2 separate regions of the Homo sapiens genome follow, and region 2 is linked to region 1. Evidence: chromatin loops called from intact Hi-C (ENCODE). Cell type or tissue: CD4-positive, alpha-beta T cell. All regions are shown on one strand. Links, peaks and the distances in the headings refer to the core of each region. The heading gives the core; the rest is flanking DNA.

What was found. A loop is a pair of places that touch in the nucleus more often than their neighbours do. Peaks named below come from ENCODE experiments on the same cell type or tissue, not always from the same donor. Only the 100,000 strongest peaks of a DNase experiment are listed, where the experiment ranks them.
Region 2: a loop joins it to region 1, with 9 times the contacts of the local background. A loop is called at or near these places in 48 of 110 quality-filtered maps.

What each region holds. Positions count from the first base shown.
Region 1 is chr3:47,511,531-47,516,900 of GRCh38, forward strand. ELP6 (elongator acetyltransferase complex subunit 6) reads right to left here and starts at 2,182. Exons shown (of 7, transcript NM_001031703.3): 1 at 2,007-2,182. The coding sequence starts at 2,060. RefSeq lists enhancers at 1,597-1,706, 2,037-2,146. In CD4-positive, alpha-beta T cell, for the core only: CTCF peaks have their summits at 2,304 (motif pointing left) and 2,510; DNase peaks (open chromatin) are centred at 1,401, 1,931 and 2,241; H3K4me3 peaks cover 1,796 bases; H3K27ac peaks cover 1,531 bases.
Region 2 is chr3:47,799,704-47,805,073 of GRCh38, forward strand. It overlaps DHX30 (DExH-box helicase 30), which reads left to right and starts at 3,435. Exons shown (of 22, transcript NM_138615.3): 1 at 3,435-3,509. RefSeq lists silencers at 3,006-3,855, 5,033-5,229 and an enhancer at 3,580-4,105. In CD4-positive, alpha-beta T cell, for the core only: a CTCF peak has its summit at 317; a DNase peak (open chromatin) is centred at 3,368; H3K4me3 peaks cover 1,999 bases; H3K27ac peaks cover 1,359 bases.

The sequences.
Region 1 (5,370 bases), core at 1-5,000:
CAGTCTTAGGAAGAATTGGATCCTGAACAAAGGATGCTTTTACCATCAGACTCCAGTGAAAATCAGATTGCTAGGACTGGAAGAGGCCTTCAAAAGGCCTCCCTGCCAACTACTTTATATTCTGATGCCAATTCTATTCTGTAGGGTGAGGGAGAAGGGAGGAAGAAGCAGTTGCTGATACAGATGTCTGATAACAAAGTTCACCCAATGGCCCTGCTTCAGAGGCCTGATCATGGAGAGCTCTAGAAAGACCTCTAAGGGTGGTCTCTGCAGAGCCTGACTGTCCTGCTCCATTCACCTCTATTTCTGTCAGTGACAGGGAAGGTCAGGATCAAGTGATATCATGCATGCCACCTCCTTGCCGTGTGACCTTCCACAAATGCCTTAACTTCTCTGGGCTTCAGGTTTTTTCACTTACAAAATGTGAAAGATCACATCGTCAGACCTTCAGTGTTACCCCTAGTGCTGTCATTTCCTGGTGCCCACTTGATTACTCCATTCTTTCACCTGGCCCTAGGCTGACTTTGGAAGTGCCAGTGGTAACTGGCAAGGTAATCAGAGTCATCTGGACAAGAACTGCCTGGCAACTAAAATCCACAAGGATCTACTGAAAGCTACAATTTGGCGCTATGGGGTCATAAAAAGGCTTTAGACACTTAGTATCCTGGTTGCCTGGAGGAGTTTACCATTTCATTAGGAAGACAAAGATTATGAATAAACCAGGCTGGGCGTGGTGGCTCACGCCTGTAATCCCAGCACTTTGGGAGGCAGAGGCGGGCGGATCACCTGAGGTCAGGAGTTCCAGACCAGCCTGGCCAACATGGTGAAACCCCGTCTCTAACAAAAAATACAAAAAAAAATCAGCCAAGTAATTAGCCCGGTGTGGTAGCGCACGCCTGCAATCCCAGCTACTTGGGAGGCTGAATAAGGAGAATCACTTGAACCCGGGAGGTGAGGTTGCAGGGAGCCGAGATCGCGCCAGTGCACTCCAGCCCAGGCGAGGGAGCGAGACTCCATCAAAAATAAATAAATAAATAAATAAGCCAAAAGATACACTCCTGAAAGAGGTTACTCCTACGTTAAAATGTGAAAGGTTTCAAGGTACCCCGGAGTGTGAGGAGGGTGGAGAGAACAGGCCAGCCTGGGGTGCCCAAGACGGACTTGGTCCAAGCCAATTTGGCTCTGTCCTGCTTCTAACAGTTCTATTAGAGATCACAAGGAGGAAGAGTAAGAAGAACAGCAGCGTTCAATACAATGTGCCAATTGCTCCGGGGCGAGGTGGCGGTTAGGAAGCTCGCCCATGAAGACGGCGGCGAAACGAACTCCCCTCTCCTCTCGGGCCTATTCTGCAGTCTCCTCTGAGCGCCTGGGACCCCCCACCCCAGTGAACATGCACAGCGCGCCACAGTTCACGTCCGCGAATATAACCCAACCCCACTGTCGGCCATGCTTCCCAGGTACTTTTTTTTTTTTTTTTTGAGGTGGAGTCCCGCTCTGTCGCCCAGGCTGGAGTGCGGTGGCGAGATCTCGGGTCACTGCAACCTCCGCCTCCCGGGTTCAAGCAATTCTCCTGTCTCAGCCTCCCGAGTAGCTGAGATTACAGGCATGAGCCACCACGCCCGGCTAATTTTTGTATTTTTCGTAGAGACGGGGGTTTCACCATCTTGGCCAGACTTGTCTCGAACTCTTGACCTTAGATGATGCACCCGCCTCGGCCTCCCAAACTGCTGGGATTACAGGGGTGAGCCACCGCGCCCGGCCGCTTCCCAGGGACTTTTAAGGACACGCACAGCCGTTGAGAATATGCGAGATGGCCCAGAAGCCCACTTTCGGCGGGCCCAAGCCTCCAGTCCAATCCCCGGGTCGATCCTCTGCGGACTACAACTCCCAGGTACCCCGTGCCGGGTCGTCGCGCCATTCCCCGGGGTCGTGCGCACCGCCTCCCGGATGCAGTATTCCGCTGCCCTGCCAGGTCCCGCCCCCTTCCGGCCAGCGGGACCTCTTACCTGCTCCGCCCTGTCGGGGGTGGTGTTAAGCAGGTTATTAAGTTCCACGAACATTCCGAGCTCCTGGGACTAGCGCTCTGGAGGAGAACCCGGAGTGCTGCAGAGACGACGGAGGCTGGAGAGCAAAACACACCCGACAGCCCGGCTCGCGCAAGGAAGCGCGCATGCGCAATGCCACTTTTGCGAGCCAGCCACAGCCAATGAGGCGGGTGCCTCGATGGGACCGCTGCGCACGCGCGTAGACGTCCGTCGAGTCCCAGGTGGTAGGAAACGATGGGCTTCTCTGTGCGACTGCCAGCGGCCTCTGGCGGCTCATTCCGCGCAGATCTGCGTGGCGCCCGAGCCCTCCCAGTGGGCCCCCAAGGCTCCACGCGACCGAGTATTCTTCTTCCCTTGGCCTCGCTCTCTGCCCAGCCCCGGGCTCCTTTTCTCCACACGTGGCTGTCAAGCGCCTTCTGTATGCCCCACACTCCTGGGAGCTTGGGCTACATCGATGAACAAAAACAAAGGACAGGGAATTTATTATTATTATTATTATTATTATTATTATTATTATTATTTAATTGAGACGGAGTCTTGCCCTGTCGCCCAGGCTGGAGTGCAGTGGCGCGATCTCGGCTCACTACAGTCTCCGCCTCCTGGGTTCACGCCATTCTCCTGCCTCAGCCTCCCGAGTGTAGCTGGGACTACAGGCGCCCGCCACCACGCCCGGCTAATTTTTTGTATTTTTAGTAGAGACGGGGTTTCACCGTGTTAGCCAGGATGGTCTTGATCTCCCGACCTCGTGATCCGCCGGCCTCGGCCTCCCAAAGTGCTGGGATTACAGGCATGAGCCACCACGCCCGGCCGACACGGAATTATATCTTGAAAAGTTGTGTGGAGAAAAGCAAAGTGGGATTAGAGAGTACCAATGGGGGCAGGGGTAGGTTCCAGAATTAAAGAGGTTGTCAGGGTGGGTCTCACTAAGAAAGTGTGGTTGCGGCTGGGCGCGGTGGCTCACACCTGTAATGCCAGCACTTTGGGAGGCCTAGACGGAGGGATCACGAGGTCAGGAGTTCGAGACTAGCCTGGCCAATATAGTGAAACCCCCTTCTCTATTAAAAATACAAAAAATTAGCCTGGCGTGGTGGGGGGCGCCTGTCATCCCAGCCACTCGGGAGGCTGAGCCAGTAGAATCGCTTGAACCTGGGAGGCAGAGGTTGCAGTAAGCCGAGATCACGCCATTGCTCTCTAGCCTGGGCAGCAGTGTGAGACTTCGTTAAAAAACAGTGTGGTTGCAACACGCCCTGTATGCCTGTCCTCAGAGCCTTTATACTAACTCTTCCCTCTTCCTGGAATGCCCCTTTTCCCAGATATTAAGCTGATTTTAAAATTCCCCACTTCCTTCAGGTCTCTGCTCCGATGTCACTTTATTCGTGAGGCCTTCCCTGAGCACCTTACTTAAATCACAAACTGTCCCTTTCCCAACACTTCTTTTTCCTTGCTTTTATTTTTTTCCATAACATTTATATCTATTATACCGTATATAGTTTTGTTCTAGCCCAATCAGCCTCAGATCAGTGGACAAACCTGTAATTCCACCAAAGTCAAGTTTATTGACAGTCACTAAAATAATTGTTATATGATTTGGGAAAGAGTCGAATTCAGGTGAAATTTAAGTGAACCGGTGTTTGATATGCTCAAAGCACAGCACAGCTGTGTGTGGAGTCCTAATCTGGCGTGGACTGCAAAGGGGACCCAGGGTCATTTCTGTGGAAACTACAAGGTTAAGATCGATGTGGAATGTAATCGTTAGCTGAAGCTCTGCACCTGGGATGGAAATCAAGGCTGCTTCTCTGTGTCAAAGGGATGTAGATCCTTCAGCCAAGAATGAGATGTTTCATGCTTATTGAAATGTGAGAAAGAGAAAAAAAAATTGGCCTGACACTCACAGCTAGGTCTTGGTGTTCCTGTTGAGCATAAACAATTTCATAAAACACCAACATCAGACTGATTGTGACGGATCAAGACAAAACTAGAACACTCCATAATCATGTTGAACACAAAACATGTACATTGTCCAAGCCACAACCAAACATCTCATTTCCCAGCAAATAAGAGTACCACTTCTTTACCAATCTCTTTAGCCTGATACAAGTTCTTTTTTTTTTTTTTTTGGCCTGATACCAGTTGTTTATCACATACTGGCTTTGCAAAGATGCCTCCCTGTAAATAAGATATATCAGGGTACCTAATCATAGAATTACCCCAATCTTCTGACAGCCTCCATCTCCAAGCAAAGCTGTACTTCCTTAAACCCTCCCCTAAATCACTTAACAAGCCCAAATCCTATAATTATTTTCTAACACTCTCTTAATGAGACACCCCATGGTTCCCCCATGGTGTACATTCTCCCTCATAGCAATGAGTAATAAACTTAGTGTTTTCAGTAATAAGTATATTCCTGGTGGTCATTGCCTGGAGGGAATAGACATGATGTCAAGCAGCAAAGTTTTAATTTTAGAGAACAAAGTTTCTTGCTAAGAAAGCAGTAGTCGCCACCGAGTGAGGTGGCTCATGTTACATGGGAGGCTGAGGCAAGATAATTACTTGAAGCCAGGAGGTGGAGGCTGCAATGAGCCGAGATCACACCACTACACTCCAGACTGTGCGACAGAGCAAGACTCTGTCTTAAAAAAAAAAAAGAAAAGAAAAGGAAGAAAAGAAAAAGAAAAAAAGCGGTAGTCTCTCAAAGAAAGGGGTTATTTATGAGACTACAGCTGCAGCATGTTTAATCCCAGCTACGTGGGAGACCTTGAACCTGGGAGATGGAGGTTGCAGTGAGCTGAGATCGCGCCATTGCACTCCAGCCTGCACATCTATTATCTGTGATGAGAAAATAGCAGGACAGGTTTTCACAGTCTGAACTAATTTTACGTTTCTTACTTTCCTTATTTGAACTTTAGTACCAGAAGGCAAGAGGACAGGGATTTTTGCCTGTCTTCTTTGCTGTTATTTCCTCAGTGCCTAAAAGACTGCCAGGCATTGGGCCGGGCACGGTGGCTCATGCCTGTAATCCTGGCACTTTGGGAAGCTGAGGTGGGCAGATCACTTGAGGTCAGGAGTTTGAGACCAGCCTGGCCAACATGGTGAAACCCTGGCTCTACTAAAAATACAAGAATTAGCTGGGCTTAGTGGCACATGTCTGTAATCCCAGCTACTCGGGAGGCTGAGGCAGGAGAATCATTTGAACCCGGGAGGCAGAGGTTGCAGTGAGCCGAGATCTCGCCATTGCACTCCAGCCTGGGTGATTATTTTCCAAAGTGGTTGTACCATTTTACATTCCCACCAGCAATGTATAAGGGCTCCAGTTCCTTGGCAATAG
Region 2 (5,370 bases), core at 255-5,254, 290 kb after region 1:
ACAGGCATGAGCCACCACGTCTGGCCGATCCTCCCATGTTATCCTCCTGAGCAGCTGGGACTACAGGCGCATGTCACCAAACCCAGCTACTTTTAGTATTTTTGTAGAGAGGAGTCTCGCCTTGTTGCCCAGGCTGATCTCAAATTCCTGGGCTCAACTGACCTGCCCATCTCAGCCTCCTGAAGGGCTGGGATTTCAGGCTTGAGCCACTGTGCCTGTGGGAGATGTCTATTCAAGTATTTTGCCCCCTACTGGCCTACAGGAGCCTCTTTTGGAGTGCATCCACTTGGTCTTGAATTTTTGTTTTTTTGTTTGTTTGTTTGTTTGTTTTGAGATGGAGTTTCGCACTTGTTGCCCAGGCTGAGTGCAATGGCATGATCTTGGCTCACTGCAACCTCCGCCTCTTGGGTTCAAGTGATTCTCCTGCCTCAGCCTCCCGAGTAACTGGGATTACAGGCATGTGCCACCATGCCCGATTAATTGTGTATTTTTAGTAGAGATGGGGTTTCTCCATGTTGGTCAGGCTGGTCTTGAACTCCTGACCTCAGGTGACCCGCCTGCCTGGGCCTCCAAAGTGCTGGGATTACAGGCATGAGCCACCACACCTGGCCTTAGGTCTTGATTTATTTGTGGCTGGGCATAGTGGGTCACACCTGTAATCTCAGGAGTTTGGGAGGCTGAAGTGGGAGGATCGCTTGAGGCCAGGAGTTTGAGGTCAACCTAGGGTATCATAGTGAGACCCTTTCTCTACAAAAAATAAAAAATTATCTGGGCGTGGTGGCATGTGCCTGTAGTCCCAGCTACTCAGGAAACTGAGGAGGGAGGATTAATTGAGCCTGGGAGGTTAAGGCTGCAATAAGCCATGATGGTGCCACTGCACTCCAGCCTGGGTGACAGAGTGAGACCCTGTCTCAAAAAAAAAACAACAAAAAAAAGACATTTGCATGCTATTCTCATCCTCTCTACCAGACTATAACTTTCTTTGGAGCAGGGACCACGACTTTATCACTTAACTTTCCCAACAACATTGCAAACATAATCTGAGTGAAGCTGAATCCATCATCTTTTCCAACTCTTGTGTCCCTTAATTATGTTAATAGTACATAATCCTTTCAGTCACTATGGTACAGATCTCAAAGTCATCTCTCCACACACTTGTGGCCTGGGCTCAGTCTGCTGCTCAACAGTCACCCCCCCTTTTTTTTCTTTCTTGCTTTTCTCACTGTTGAGTTAAATCTTTCATTCTCTCTCGGGATCTAATTAGCATGCTAGTTTCTATTTTCCCAGCTGATTCAACCCTTTCACTTCCAGAGGAAGCTTTCTAAATTACAGTATTGGCCCAGCGTGGTGGCTCACGCCTGTAATCCCAACACTTTGGGAGGCCAAAGTGTGTGGACCACTTGAGGCCAAGAGTTCGAGGCCAGCCTGGCCAACATGGTGAAACCATCCCTAGTAAAAATACAAAAATGAGCTGGGCATGGTAGTGCACACCTGTAATTCCAGCTACTTGGGAGGCTGAGGCAGGAGAATCGCTTGAACGTGGGAGGTAGAGGTTGCAGTGAGCCGCAACCACCCCACTGCACTCCAGCCTGGGTGACTGAGTAGAGACTCTGTCTCAACAACAACAAAAAAGTGCAGTATTTTACTCTCCTAATAATTTTTTAAATGTCTTACCAAAAAAAGTAAAAATTCCTTAGTATGGCACTCCCCAACAGTTTTTCAGTTCTATTTCCTGTAAAGCTTGCACACACATCCAACCCTGTGGTCACACTGAACTACTGAATATTCCTAGGATTTGTCCCTTGTTCCACTCGTATGTCTTTGTTCACGTTCCTTTCATTTTGCCATTCAGGAGTAACCACTCCTTTCTCTGAACTCTTGGAGTACCTAATACCTCCTTTCCAGCATTTACCACTTTCCATTTCCTTCACACAATGTTGTCATCTTCTCTACTAGGCTCTAAGTCCCTTGAGGCAGGGCCTTTGTAGCCTCCACACCAGCTTAGCAACTGATACACAGAGCACTCAGATGTCCGTGCAGGGATCTCTCTATTCTCCACACAACACAGCACCATGCCCTGTTCAGATGCACTAATTATTTGAATGAATAAATGATGTTCCACCCCCACACCCCGGTCTTCTAGCCAATGTAGAGAGAAAGAAAAGAGATACATGTTGAACTGTTTGCACACAAAAGTGACGGGATATGGCACTAATTCTTCATACAGCCTCAAAGGTCACATCTTTTTTTTTTTTTTTTTTTAAGTTTCATTCTTGTCGCCCAGGCTGGAGTTCAATGACACGATCTCGGCTTACTGCAACATCCGCCTCCCGGGTTCAAGTGATTCTCCTGCCTCAGCCTCCCGAAGTAGCTAGGATTATATGCGCCCGCCACCACGCCCAGCTAATTTTTTTGCATTTTTAGTTGAGACGGGGTTTCACCATGTTGGCCAGGCTGGTTTTGAACTCCTGACCGCAGGTGATCCACCCGCCTTGGCCTCCCAAAGTGCTGGGATTACAGGCGTGAGCCACCACGCCCGGCCTAAAGGCCACATCTTAAAACCATACTCTGTAAAATCCTGACCCAGCTTCAGAGCTACGCCACTGCGTTGTTTCCTTTTGAAGCTGAATTCCACTGAACCTATACTTGAACCTTATCTAGAGGACTACAGCGTGTAATTGGGACAATCCCCTTTCTCATTCCTAAGAGGTGATGTGGCCGGGCGGACCTCCAGATTTCCAGCAACTATGACTGGCACTCTCCCCGCGACCAGCAAGTGCCACCTTGTCCTTTGCCTAACGTTGTACAGTTTACGAAATCAACGAACCAACACGTTGATTTCATCTTCCCTGCAAACTGGGGAGACAAGACAAAAATGCTCACCTCCCTAAAAAAACAGATTAGAGGGGAGATGGGGAAGAGAAGAGGCGTGGCTACGAGCTGTGGCGGGGAAGGCGGGTGGAATCCCGGAGCCCGAGCTGGAAACCGTTCCCCGCTCAGCCATGACCCGGGCTGTTTATTCGCATCAGGAGGCGCGGGTGGCTCGCAGAGGGCGAGAAGACCCTTCCCGCTTTCACACTGCAGGCAGCTAAGTCGCCGAGAAAGGCAGCAACTTGACGCCCGACCCCGCCACCCAAACCCGCTCGCTCTGCGACCCCAGAGCAGCCGGCGCCAACCCGTCCCCTTCGCGACTCCGCCGGAAGTCCCGCCTGCACCGCCGCCGCGCCCCATTGGGCCGGGTGCTGGGGCATCCCGGGCGCTGGGTGCCCCGAGCGGCTACGACGAGTCCCAGGTGGGGCCGGGCTCCAGGCCCGCGGGGGAGCGGAGCCGTGCGCCGCAGGCGGGCTCCGTGACGCCGGGTGGGGAACGCCGGGCCGGTGGCGGGACTTCCGCCACGGGACTCGGAAGGGGCCGCGCCGCCGCTGCTGGGAGTTGTAGTCCGGCCGTGGTTGGGGGAGCCGCGGCTCATGCGCGGTGCACAGAGGCTTGTTTCACATCTGTAACAACAGGTGAATTGGGCTTTTTATTCTCCCCTTTCGTGCCCTCTTGAGGAGCCTGCCGCGGCCGGGGGTGGTCGTCGTGAGGAGGGGGCCCGGTCCGACCGCCAGCCTGGCGGAGAGTGGGGCGGAGACGCCGGCGGGCCCGAGGAGCAGGCCGGGCATCCTAGGCCTGCCCGGGAAGCCGGCCCGGCCGATCCGTGGGCAGCCAGGCCTCGGCCTGCCGTTGCCATGGAGCCCGGGCGGGGGCGGGGGCCAGACCGGTCCGCCGGGGCGGGCCTCGCAGCCAGGGGCTCCGCGGAGGCCGTGGGAGAGGCCGCTTCATTGGCGCAACGACGCCTTCGCCTCGGGATGCGCCGTTTCCCCAGGCAGGGCCTGGAGGAAGCCTCCTGAGTGCCCCGAGACCTTTGTCTACTTCTCCTCCTTCCCGGTGCTGCCCGGACCGTTCGTCCAGAGGGAGGCCCGGTGCCTTCTGGCCCCCCTAGTTTGCCCCCTTTTGCACCGACCTTGTCACTGGGGGAGGCCAAGGGGTGAGGTATTCTTTGTTTGCTGGTGGTAACTTGTCCCATTTAGCAGGGGAAGACCAAATGCATGTTGGGTCCTTTGTTTGCAGTGAACTGGAGTCCCAGGGGTCCTCAGAAACCCTAAGCCAGGGATATGGCATATCTAGTCGTTGTGTAGCAACATTGGTCACTTGAATTATGATTTTTCAAGGCAGAGGCTGTTTCACTTTACAACCCCACTCCATGAGGGTTTGCCATACACTAGCAGGTAGACTGCAGAAGGCCACTTACAGGCTTTCAACCTGGTTTTAGTTGCAGCTTATGGGCCAGAGTGAAATGAGACGTTGTCTGGTGATTTCCCTTGAAGTTTCTTGCAAGGTGGTAACCCCACTGTCATTGTGGGTTTTAACTACATCTTGTAATTTACACTTAAATCTTAGAGATTTAAGGCGATGTGCAGAAACTACATCCTTTGCTGCGTTTTCTACCGGTGTTGGCTCTTTATCCCTAAAAGATAGTTGCTCTTCAAGTGTTTTAATTTATGTAGCTGTGATACAAAGTTTTATTAGGGCCGGGAGCGGTGTCTCACGCCTGTAATCCCAGCACTTTGGGAGGCCGAGGCGGGTGGATCACCTGAGGTCAGAAGTTTGAGACCAGCCTGGCCAACATGGCTAGACCTCGTTTCTACTAAAAATACAAAAATTAGCCGGGCATGGTGGCGTGCGCCTGTAACCCTAGCTACTTGGGAGGCTGAGGCAAGAGAATTGCTTGAACCCAGGAGGCCGAGGTTGCAGTGAGCCAAGATCGCGCCATTTCACCCCAGCCTGGGCAACAAGAGCGAAACTCCTTCTCAAAACAAAACAAAACAAAAACCACACACAAGTTTTATTAGCTGTTGGACCTTTCTTGCCCCTTTCAGCCTTTGAAGATAACAGTATAATATGTCTCAAGGAATGAACCGTAGTACATTTAGGCAACAGCATAATATCCTGGAAATAAGAAAATTAGCCTAGTATAAGCATGGAGGGTTTTGGAGTCAGCATGCTTCAATGCTGATTTCCATCTGCCCTGAGGCAGCTATGGGATCTTGGGCAGGTTGTGTAACCTGTGCTTCAGTTTTCTTCTCTGGAAAGATAATTCCTACCTCACTGGATAGTTGCCTGGATTAAATGGGGTAAAGTCTATGGAAGTATGTTGTGAACTGTAAAAATGGTATTCAACTTTGAGTTATTGTTATTTTCCCAATCTTGAAGAGTATTATAGCTTCTTTATGTTAGATTATCATAATTATTATGGGATTAGAACTCAAAGTGGAAGTAGGTTTTGCTCTGGGCTTCCAGAAAATGCTTTTCAGGCTTACAAGGCTTTCT